2 separate regions of the Homo sapiens genome follow, and region 2 is linked to region 1. Evidence: chromatin loops called from intact Hi-C (ENCODE). Cell type or tissue: IMR-90. All regions are shown on one strand.

The links. A loop is a pair of places that touch in the nucleus more often than their neighbours do. Peaks named below come from ENCODE experiments on the same cell type or tissue, not always from the same donor. Only the 100,000 strongest peaks of a DNase experiment are listed, where the experiment ranks them.
Region 2: it touches region 1 in a loop (2.3-fold over the local background); 6 of 110 quality-filtered maps call a loop at or near these places.

The regions. Positions count from the first base shown.
Region 1 is chr15:99,369,275-99,374,274 of GRCh38, forward strand. The region is part of intron 9 of LRRC28 (leucine rich repeat containing 28); the gene reads left to right. Among named protein-coding and RNA genes, the nearest start is that of LINC02244, 31 kb to the right of the region's middle. RefSeq lists an enhancer at 2,472-2,531. In IMR-90, a CTCF peak has its summit at 2,437; no DNase peak of the experiment used is centred here.
Region 2 is chr15:99,303,353-99,308,352 of GRCh38, forward strand. The region is part of intron 5 of LRRC28 (leucine rich repeat containing 28); the gene reads left to right. Among named protein-coding and RNA genes, the nearest start is that of LRRC28, 54 kb to the left of the region's middle. In IMR-90, no CTCF peak of the experiment used is centred here; a DNase peak (open chromatin) is centred at 2,949; H3K4me3 peaks cover 518 bases; H3K27ac peaks cover 438 bases.

The DNA.
Region 1 (5,000 bases):
CTTCCAGCCTCTATTCATTACTTCATGTCAAAGCCACTTCCACATTTTTAGGTATTTGTCACAGCAGCATCCCACTTCCTGATAGCAAAATTTCTCACATTGAAAGAGAGAGAATGACTGATTTTAAGAAATTGGCTCACACAATTGCAAAGGCTGGCGCGTTCAGAACTGGGGCAGACTGGCGGCCTGGACGTTGAGGTTAGAGTTGAAGTTGCAGTGTTGAGTCTGAATTCTGCGGGGCACCAGGCTGGAAACTTAGGCAGGGATTCTTTATTGCAGTCTTAGGGAGAATACCTTCTACTTTGTTGCTCTTAAGGCCTTCAACTAATTGGATGAGGCCCACCCACACTATGGAGGGTAATCTGCTCAACTCAGAGTGTACTGATTTAAATATTAATCATATCTTTAAAAAATGCCTTTACAGCAACAGCTAGGCTAGTATTTGACCAAACAAATGGGCTCCATAACCTAACCAAGTTGACACATAAAATTAACTAAAAGGTCTTACTTTAATCACCAGGGTATTTTGAGACAGGAACTGTAGGTAGGCCGGTAACCCAATGGTTCTTCCCATATTGCTGGGTTAAGCTTTAGCCATAACGGGTAGTACAGAGTGCATTCAGGCTTTATTGCTGTGTTATCTCTGCTTTTGTGTAATAAGCCATGGCGTGCAATGGAAGAACCAGTAGTCCTGGGGATAAAGAGATCTAGTTTGGAAGTTGAGCTATTTTACTTTTCTTAGTACTGTAAGATAGGTACTATCATTAAGTTGAATCATACAAGTCATATGCGTATGGTCCAACCTGTGATATCCCTTTTACAGGGCAAACAGGTACAGGAAGATTGCAAACTGGGCCAAGGTGTCATAGCAGAGCTGGGATTTGAACCCCAATAGTCTGGCTCCAAATCTGTGTTTTAGCCACTGTGCTGTTCAATTAGCTACTAAGTGGACCAGCATATTAGCATAGAGAAATCTCGAAATAAATAAACTTGTAAATAATGAGTTTAAATATACTTTCAACTCATAAACTCATAAATACAAAATTAAATATTCTCTAACATTATGAACAAGGTACTTTCGAAATATATGTGTATGTGTACGTATGTACATATACACACATGCACACGTGTGTGTGTGTATGGTTTGGGTGTTTGCACTAAAAAGTCCAGAAGGATGGAGCTCCAACTCTTTACTATGAGTATCTTGGGAAGGGGGGAATGTGGAGTTATGAGGTAGTCAGGTGGAAGGAGAACTTTCATTTTCAACTCCATATACTTGGGATATAATTTTACAAATCTACAAAACAATATTTGAAAAAAAATTATTTCTAGAGGCATTGAAAAAGCCCTTTGCCTAAAACTGTATACATATTAAAAAAGAAAAGGAAAGATTGTTATGGCAAATTTTTTTGTTCAATTACAAATGTTATTAAGCAAGTTACATAAAAGATTGCATAGTGTGATCCAGTCTTTGTCAAGCAATTATAGGTGTGAATATATGTGTATATCTATGTGCACATATATAGTAAATACATGCACATACACACATATTGAAACAATTGTGTATATATAGAAAAAGTCTTGGGAAGGACTCATACACCAAAGTAACAGTGGTTTCCTTTGAGTAGTGTTAAATTTTTGTAACAAACTGGTATTTGCTTTAGAAATTAAAAATATTTTTAATTATTAAAACATTAGTATGCCAAGTGCCTGTAATCCCAGCTACTGGGAGGCTGAGGCAGAATTGCTTGAACCTGGGAGACAGAGGTTGCAGTGAGCTGAGATCGCGCCACTGCACTCCAGGGTGGGTGACAGAGCAAGACTCTCTCAAAAACAAAAACAAAACATTAGTATGCCAATGGCTTCTTGTAAAAAAAATTTTCAGGTTACTTCCAAGTAACTCAAAAGACTCATCCTCTTGTTTATTAATTTATCCAGTTGGTTAGCAAACACACTTCGAACATCTACTGCCAGCCGGGTGCTGTGGTAGGTGAGGGCTCCATGGGCTTCAATCAGGCCACTTTCAAGCTCAGATTTACATAGCTTGGTTCTTTCAGGAATTCTTGGTCTTCTGGGCCGGAGTGATTCTATGAGAGTGCCACATGTCTGAGTGATTGTTGTGCCTTGAGGTAAAGACCTGTTTGTTAGAGGGCCTGCAAAACTGACTTGGTCTTACAGTTTCCTTTTGTCTTTCAAAACAACTAATACTCCCTTCTCCCACTCACTAGTAGTTTATTTTTAAAATAAGCTCTTTTATATAATTCTTATCTGGTTTCCTCACTTATGAAATGTTTCATATTTCCTTACCCTTGCTTTTTGTGGCTATTGCTTCTTTGAAGCCAAGTAATATCAGTCACACCAACATTATTTGCATACTCATTTTGGGGATTTTGTTTTTCCTTTTGGCAGAAGCCTATTCGTTGGCACCCTCTTAAGGTGACTTATGAAATTTCCCACAAGTGAAATAGTCTTCAAAAATTTAAGTAAATTGTTCTTAGCTGTTTCTTCCTCCTTACAACATTCAAAAATTATTTGTTGACCATCTGTCATGGGCTGTGCTCTGCAGTAGGTACTGAAAATTCTGCTTTGACCCCACCACCTAATTCTTTTCTCATACATATCTCATTCCTAATGTCTAGGGCAATGACACAATCAAGAAAGAAGTCTGCTTGACATTTCTGTTTCTGTTTCTGCACACAGAATCTTCCCATGAGAGACAGTCACTACTAACATAAATGCAACAAGCAGATACAATATGTTATTAGATGATTCTTGAGTAAGTTAATATGTACACAAGCTCAGGATTTTAACTTTGTCTTATAAATACTATTTTTTCTTTTGGCTTGACTTCCTGTACGAGTCAAATATATGCTTTGTGTTTTTAATCAGGAAACATATTTGCAGAAAAAATCGCACATTTCTTATGATTTTTGTGGGCTCCAATATGTGCCAACAGCATTGTGATTCGTTCTTTTAAGGAATAGTGGTATTTCTGTATTTTAAAACCAAGCTGAAATGCTCTTTCTTCTGCCTTGCCTGTAAATATGCTCAAAGATTCTAAAGCAACAAATGTCATGTCTGATGTTCTTTGTAGAATTTATCAGCATCTTTTTCTTAACTGTAGAGCTTATTGCTTAGCTCAAAGTGTTTCCCCAGACCTCTGATGTCTCTGGTGCCACAGTTCTGGATTTTAAAGGACTTAACCAACATGAATCCATTCTTAAGGCAGCAGATTGGTTGGTGTACTTGTAATAACTCAGATTATTAATACAACAAGCAGATACAATATGTTATTAGATGAGTCTCCCAAAAGCAAATAAGTACACAGCCTTGGGATTTATTTGTTGCACAAATATGAAACCTCCAGGTTACTCCACCCCCGTGAGCTTCATAAGTAGTTAATGATGATCCAAAGGACATTATCCTTTAATGAGTGTAAATCCCGTATCTTCATGGAATTGAATGCTTTTGCTTGGGAGCTGTTTTAGTCCGTTCTTATGCTGCTGTGCAGAAATACCCAAGACTGGGTAATTCATAAAGGAAAGAGGTTTAATTGACTCACAGTTCCACATGGCTGAGGAGGCCTCAGGAAACTTAACAATCATGGCTCGAGGGGAAGCAAACATGTCCTTCACATGGCAGCAGGAGAGAGAACTGCTGAGCAAAGAGGGAAACGACCCTTATAAAACCATCAGATCTCATGAGAACTCACTCACTATCACGCAAACAGGAGCATGGGGGTAACCACCCCCCCATGATTTAATCACCTCCCACCGGGTCCTTCCCACGACACATGGGGATTATGGGAATTACAATTCAAGATGATATTTGGGTGGGGACGCAGCTAAACCATATGAGGAGCTTTATTTTTAAAAACTAAATGGCTGTGGTATGAAATGTATCCCTTGTATGAATGATTTGCATTTAACATAATTATCTTTTGCTCCTTGTGTTAAGTTTCATCAGCGAATCCCCCAAAATGCACTTTTTATGTCTGTGGTTCTTTTCAATTGTGATTTATTCAAATGTATACATCCTGGTGTAGCATAAAAATTATTGGAACTAGGGTTCTAACCAACTTCATTTTTTAAAAAAAATTATTTTTAAAATTTTTTTCATTTCTAATTTTTGTGGGTACATAGTAGATATATATATTTATGGGGTACTTGAGATGTTTGATACAGGCATGCAATGCATAATAATCACATCATGAAAATCACATTCCCTCAAGCATTTATTCTTTGTATTACTAACAATGCAATTATACAATTTTAGTTACTTTAAAATGCACAATTACTGACTGTAGTCACCCTGTTGTGCTATCAAATACTAGGTCTTATTCATTCTTTCTGATTACTTTTTGTACCCATTAACCGTTACCCAGCCAACTTTAATTTTTTAAAATTAGAGGTAATGCAAAAGTATCTAATAACTCAAAATTTACAGAATTTCCTGAGTTAAGAAAAAAATTCAAAAGTGATGCTTGCCTTTTCGCTTTCCTAAAGATGTCATTTGAAAACAAGTCTTCTGTTTTGATAAAGTTAAATTAATCCATTTCAATTTTATAGTAATGCTTTTTGTGTTCTAAGAAATCTTTACCTACCCCCAAGGTCATGAAGCCTATATAAATCTCTGTTAATATAATTGTATTATAATTCTCTGTTCCATTCACTTGATCTGTGTCTATCTCTTAGTCAATAGCAAACTGTCTTAATTACTATAGTTTAGATTATGGTAGGCCTTAATATCAGGTTGAGTGATACTTCTACTTTGCTTTTCCCTTTCAGGATTTTTTTAGCTATTCTAGGCCCTACACTTTTCCACTGATTTTTAGAATAAATTTATCTTTGTCTCCAAAAAGCCTTGTTGAGATTTTCATAAGAATTGCTTTAACTTTATAGATTAATTTGGAAACGGTTGACATATATGCTATGTTGAGTTTTCTAATGTATGAACATGATGCGTCTCTCCATTTATTTAGGTCTTTTACTTCTTTCGTC
Region 2 (5,000 bases), 66 kb before region 1:
AGAGTTCTTTATGTATACTGGTGTTAATGGATAATTTTCATAAAAAAGCTAAGATCGTGATGCCCATACAGATATAAAAAATTTAAAATGTGGCAAAGCTTTTATTTAACTTATTAATGAGTAAATTGATAAGGTGTTATAACAAGTTCAAGGAGAATCCCTAGAACACACACATTCATAGATCAAGAATATAAAAACGGCCTGGGCACGGTGGCTCATGCCTACAATCCTAGCACTTTGGGAGGCCGAGGTGGGAGGATCACTTGAGGTCAGGAGTTTGAGATCAGCCTGGCCAACATGGTGAAACTCCGTCTCTACTAAAAATACAAAAATTAGCTGGGCGTGGTGGTGCATGCCTGTAATCCCAGCTACTCAGGAGGCTGAGGCAGGAGAATCGCATGAATCCGGGAGGTGGAGGTTGCAGTGAGATGAGATCTCGCTATTGCACTCCAGCCTGGGGGACAAGAGTAAAACTCCATTGCAAAAAAAAAAAGAATATAAATGAATATTCAAATGGAGGCAAAGCTAGTTTTCTCAACAAAGACAGAGCATTGTCCCCCCCACTGGATGTAATTTATGTATGTGTTTATAAACAAGAATTGTTTACATTGTTATCAGTTATCTGTAGTTTACAGAATTGTAAAATTGCTGTCAGAGACTCAGTATCAGATAACCTGTACGGATATACTAGGGACCGAGGTTAGAAAACTCTGACCTGTGGGCCAAGTCTAGCACTTCATCTGATTTAGTAAATAAAGTTTTTTTGGAATACAGCCATGTCCATTCGTTTACATATTGTCTCTGGCTGCTTTTATGCTGCAGTGGCAGAGTTGAGTAGTTGTGACAATGACCATATGGTTTGCAAAAACGATTTACATAAATAGCCCTTTACAGCAAGGTTGTCAACTTTTGTCAACCCCTGTGATTATCTGGATACAAGTCATTTATCAGATATATGATTTGCAAATATTTTTTCTCAGTCTGCGGTTTGTGTATTTTTTTAATTGGGGTGTCTTTTGAAGAGCAAAACTTATTTTTCCTTTTTCCGGCACTCCATTCATTTATATATATTCCTTTTCTTTTTTCTTTTTTTTTCAAGACAGGGTCTTACTCTGTCACCCAGGCTGGGGTGCAGTGATGTGATCTCCGCTCACTGCAACCTCTGCCTCCTGGGTTAAAGTGATTCTTGTGCCTCAGTCTCCTGAGTAGCTGGGATTACAGGTGTGCACCAACACGCCCGGCTCATTTATTTATTTATTTATTTTTGTATTTTTAGTAGAGACGGGGTTTCACCGTGTTGGCCAGGCTGGTCTTGAACTCCTGACCTCAAGTGACCCACCTGCCTGTGCCTCTCAAAGTGCTGGGATTACAGGCATGAGCCACCGTGCCCAGCCTTATATATATTTCTTTATGTGTGTATAGGTAGCAATGTTAACAAGAATGAGGGTCTGAAAGACTATTTATTAAAGTGATCTATGGGGATCACGACCCTATTCAGTATAATTTTTAATCATTTGATCTATTTCTTGCTTTTATTTTTATTTATGTAAAAATACAGCTTTAGCCTTGCTTCTCTCATTTTGTTGGGCCTCCACAACAATGTGCCTCTTTTCAACAATATAGGGAGATACTTGAGACTGTGTGGCCCACCCCAATCTTGTGGACCTGCTCGCGTGCATCACTGATGGCCAGATCTTAGCGGTAGGAGTTGAGCCAAAGAAGTGAAAGGCTCTGGGTTTTGGCACACGTCAGATCAGCTAGGTGCCTTTTGCTGTGCTCTAGAGATCATATAAATACGTATATATAAAAGGAGACTAGATGAAGGCATGCCAACAGCCAGGATGGTTATTGGAAGAGTTCATCTCTCAGGATTTTTTATAAATGTGAATGAATTTTCTGTCTTGCTAAATGGTAGTAAATATTGTGAACAGCTTTTTAATATAGTCATGGTTGACAAGTCTTTCAGGGCTTTTACAGCGCTGAAACTTGGTTTAATTTTTCTGTAATTTCTAAACTCTGATATTTAAATACATAAATTATCTGTGTAAAGATGTAGATTTTCTAGCACATATTCATTTAATTTTTTATTTTACAGAACTAAAGTAAAATGAATGCTACTTTGAAATTAATTAAGAAAATGTTTATGATGTTTGAATTTAACAAAATGTTTATAAGAAAAAAGTATTTCTGATATCGCTAAAACTAAAATTCTAACACTTTCAGGATTCAAGCTTTAGCTTTCCATAAAATATCAGGGCTTGTTTATTTAAAGAATGTTAATTAATAGCTACTATCTTTTTTTAAAAGCTCTATGATGTGCAAATTTGGGGTCAGTAAAATTTGGAAAGAGGAATATTATGTATTTTTCCTTCTATATTTTTCTATCATTTATAAATTAATTTGAAAATAAAAACAGTGGCTTTGTTTTCTTGAAATCCTTCTTTGTGTTTCTCCACTCAAATCTCCTTGAATGTTCAAACTGAGCTCTACATAAAGTATGTTAGTATATATTTGTAAGAATTGTGATGCATAACTTCGCATTTCTCCTTCATCACTTAGAAAAAGAGGGCAGTATTTTAGTACCAGTCATTGAGAAATTAAGCCTTGAGTGGTAGTAGTTCATTTATTTTTAACAACATGATTAAGGCTATTCAGAAGAATACTTTTGTTAAACATTTGGATTTTTCCCTTTTGTCTTCATTTAATTATTTCTTAGTATTGCACAATATTAGGCTACATTGCCTTGGTATCTCTAATTAAAAATTAAATATCTTATAATGATATAGCTTTTAGGGAGACTTGCAGGCTAATGATGCCGAGGCATTTCTCTTTGCTGTTGTCCCAGACATTGCCCACTCGGTTTCCTAATTTAGTAACAGAAATAAAACTGTGCACGACTGGGCAGGTTTGGTATGCCGGCACCCTGCCAGGAAGCATGGGTTTCTTAAGCAAATGGACCGATGGGGATTTGAGGAAAACACAGATTATGTTACATGAGCTTTGCACTTTGCAAATCCCTAACTATTTAAAGGAACTCGGCTAACCCGCTGATACCTAAATAAAGTCAGTTTTGTTTAAACATACATACACACAAAATGATATATTGTTTCCTTTTCCAAAATTAAAAATTACCCTTCATATTTGTGTTTTTAATTTCACATTTTTTGTCAACGTTTAAAAGCTCTCTCTTGGTTAAGTAATGTATGAAAATTATTGTTAATTTTGTTAAATTCTTTTATGTATTTGTAATACCCTTCCATATAGCATAATAAAAGGAGTTGATAATGTACATATGCATTGTGCTTCTGTGTGAGGAAATGAAAGAAAGTTCTGGCAGGTTTTAAAAGAAGCCTAGTTTTATACCTTGGCTCTGGCACCAGCTTGGCTGAGTGACCTTGGTGCCTATTGTCTGTCCTGCACTGTGAGTGTCATGAGTGTTCTGTGTCACGCTAACACTTCAGGTTGGTCTGCAGCAGTTTCTTTGCTGAGTGTTTGAGCACGGGCTGCTTTCCTATCCACTGACATGTTTCCTTCTTGCTGGTGCGTCTTGTCTGGCACATCTTTGGTCCTTTTCGGGTCCATTGCCTCTGAGTTTGGAGAAGAGCCTTCAGCCCTGAGGATTAGCCTGCTGCTTTTCTCCTTCAAGCCATTACGTGTTTCTTCAGCGTCTGCCATTCATTGTCAGAATGGGGCCAGCTGTTCACTCTGGTGATCTTTGTTTAATTGCCATTAGACTGTATGTAAACACTGGGGGCAGGTAATTCTGAAGCATGTTTTCATTGAGAGAGAGAGTTTATCTCATCTTTTACTAGACTTTTGGCAGATAGAAATGAAGAATTCTAATACTTGGGACACTGTGGGTTGGGTAGGGAGAACGATACAGGGTGCAGGGTCCACATCATGCTTAAGGCAGCACTGGCTACAGTGCAGAACAAAGTGGATTTAATATAAACTGAAGTTGTCAAATCCCACGGACTTGAGGACCAGTAAGATTTCCCATCCCATAAATGCCATCCAAAAGTGTGAAAGAAAGAATACTAAACATCAAAAATTCTTAACTGAAGTGGTCAGAACATTACTAATCTTTGAAAATAGTTTTTAGAAAGATCTATTCCTCTCCTTTTGAATATCTGAATAAGGCAGATAGATGCCCAGTCCTAGCATCAGAGACCAAAGATTCTAATCCCGTTCATTCATTTTTTAAAATGTAAAAGTTGTTACATATAGAAAAGTTCTCAGACCAAAAGTATGTACTCAATAAATTTACCTTCTTCCTCATCTCATTTTTCTGCCTTCCCAGTTTATTTCTATCCTCTTAGAGTCCACACTCCATGAAGACTGGCTCATTGTTCCTCTGCCATTAGCCTTGCCTTTGTTTTCCTGACTTCCAACACTCATCTCAGTTTTAAAGCGAAACTAAAGATCCTGCAATTGAAAATCTTGTTAAGGTGCAATATGTTATACTTGTTAACAGTAAAGACTTAATTTTGTGTGACCTTGGTCACTGTGGATTCCATTCTGGATGTGAGGGGAAGTCACTGGTGGATTTTGAGCAGACGAGTCCTATGATCTCATTTAGGTTTAAAAGAATGACTCAGATAACTGTAAAGAGGGGCCAGTGATGAAAACTTAAACGAGGCGCCGACAACAAAAACTGAGACGAGTTAGGAATCTGCCAAAATAACCCCAGCAAGAAATGATGATGGCTTGCACTAGAGTGTTAGCAGAACTGTTGGTGAGAAGCAGTTGGATTTTAGTTTATTTAGTGCTTTATAATTTTCACAGTGTCTCACTCACTTTCTTTTACCAACAGGGCAGGTTTTATCCCTGGTTATAAATAAGAATTCTCGAGGCTCTGAGAGATTATGAATCTTACACAACGTGACTTAGTAAGGTAGAATCGAGACAATGCTAGGTCTTCTGATTCTCAGTAGTGTTTTTTCCAAGTCGTTAACATAAATACTTAATCTTTAAAAAAAAAGTCTGTTTCAAATATTTTA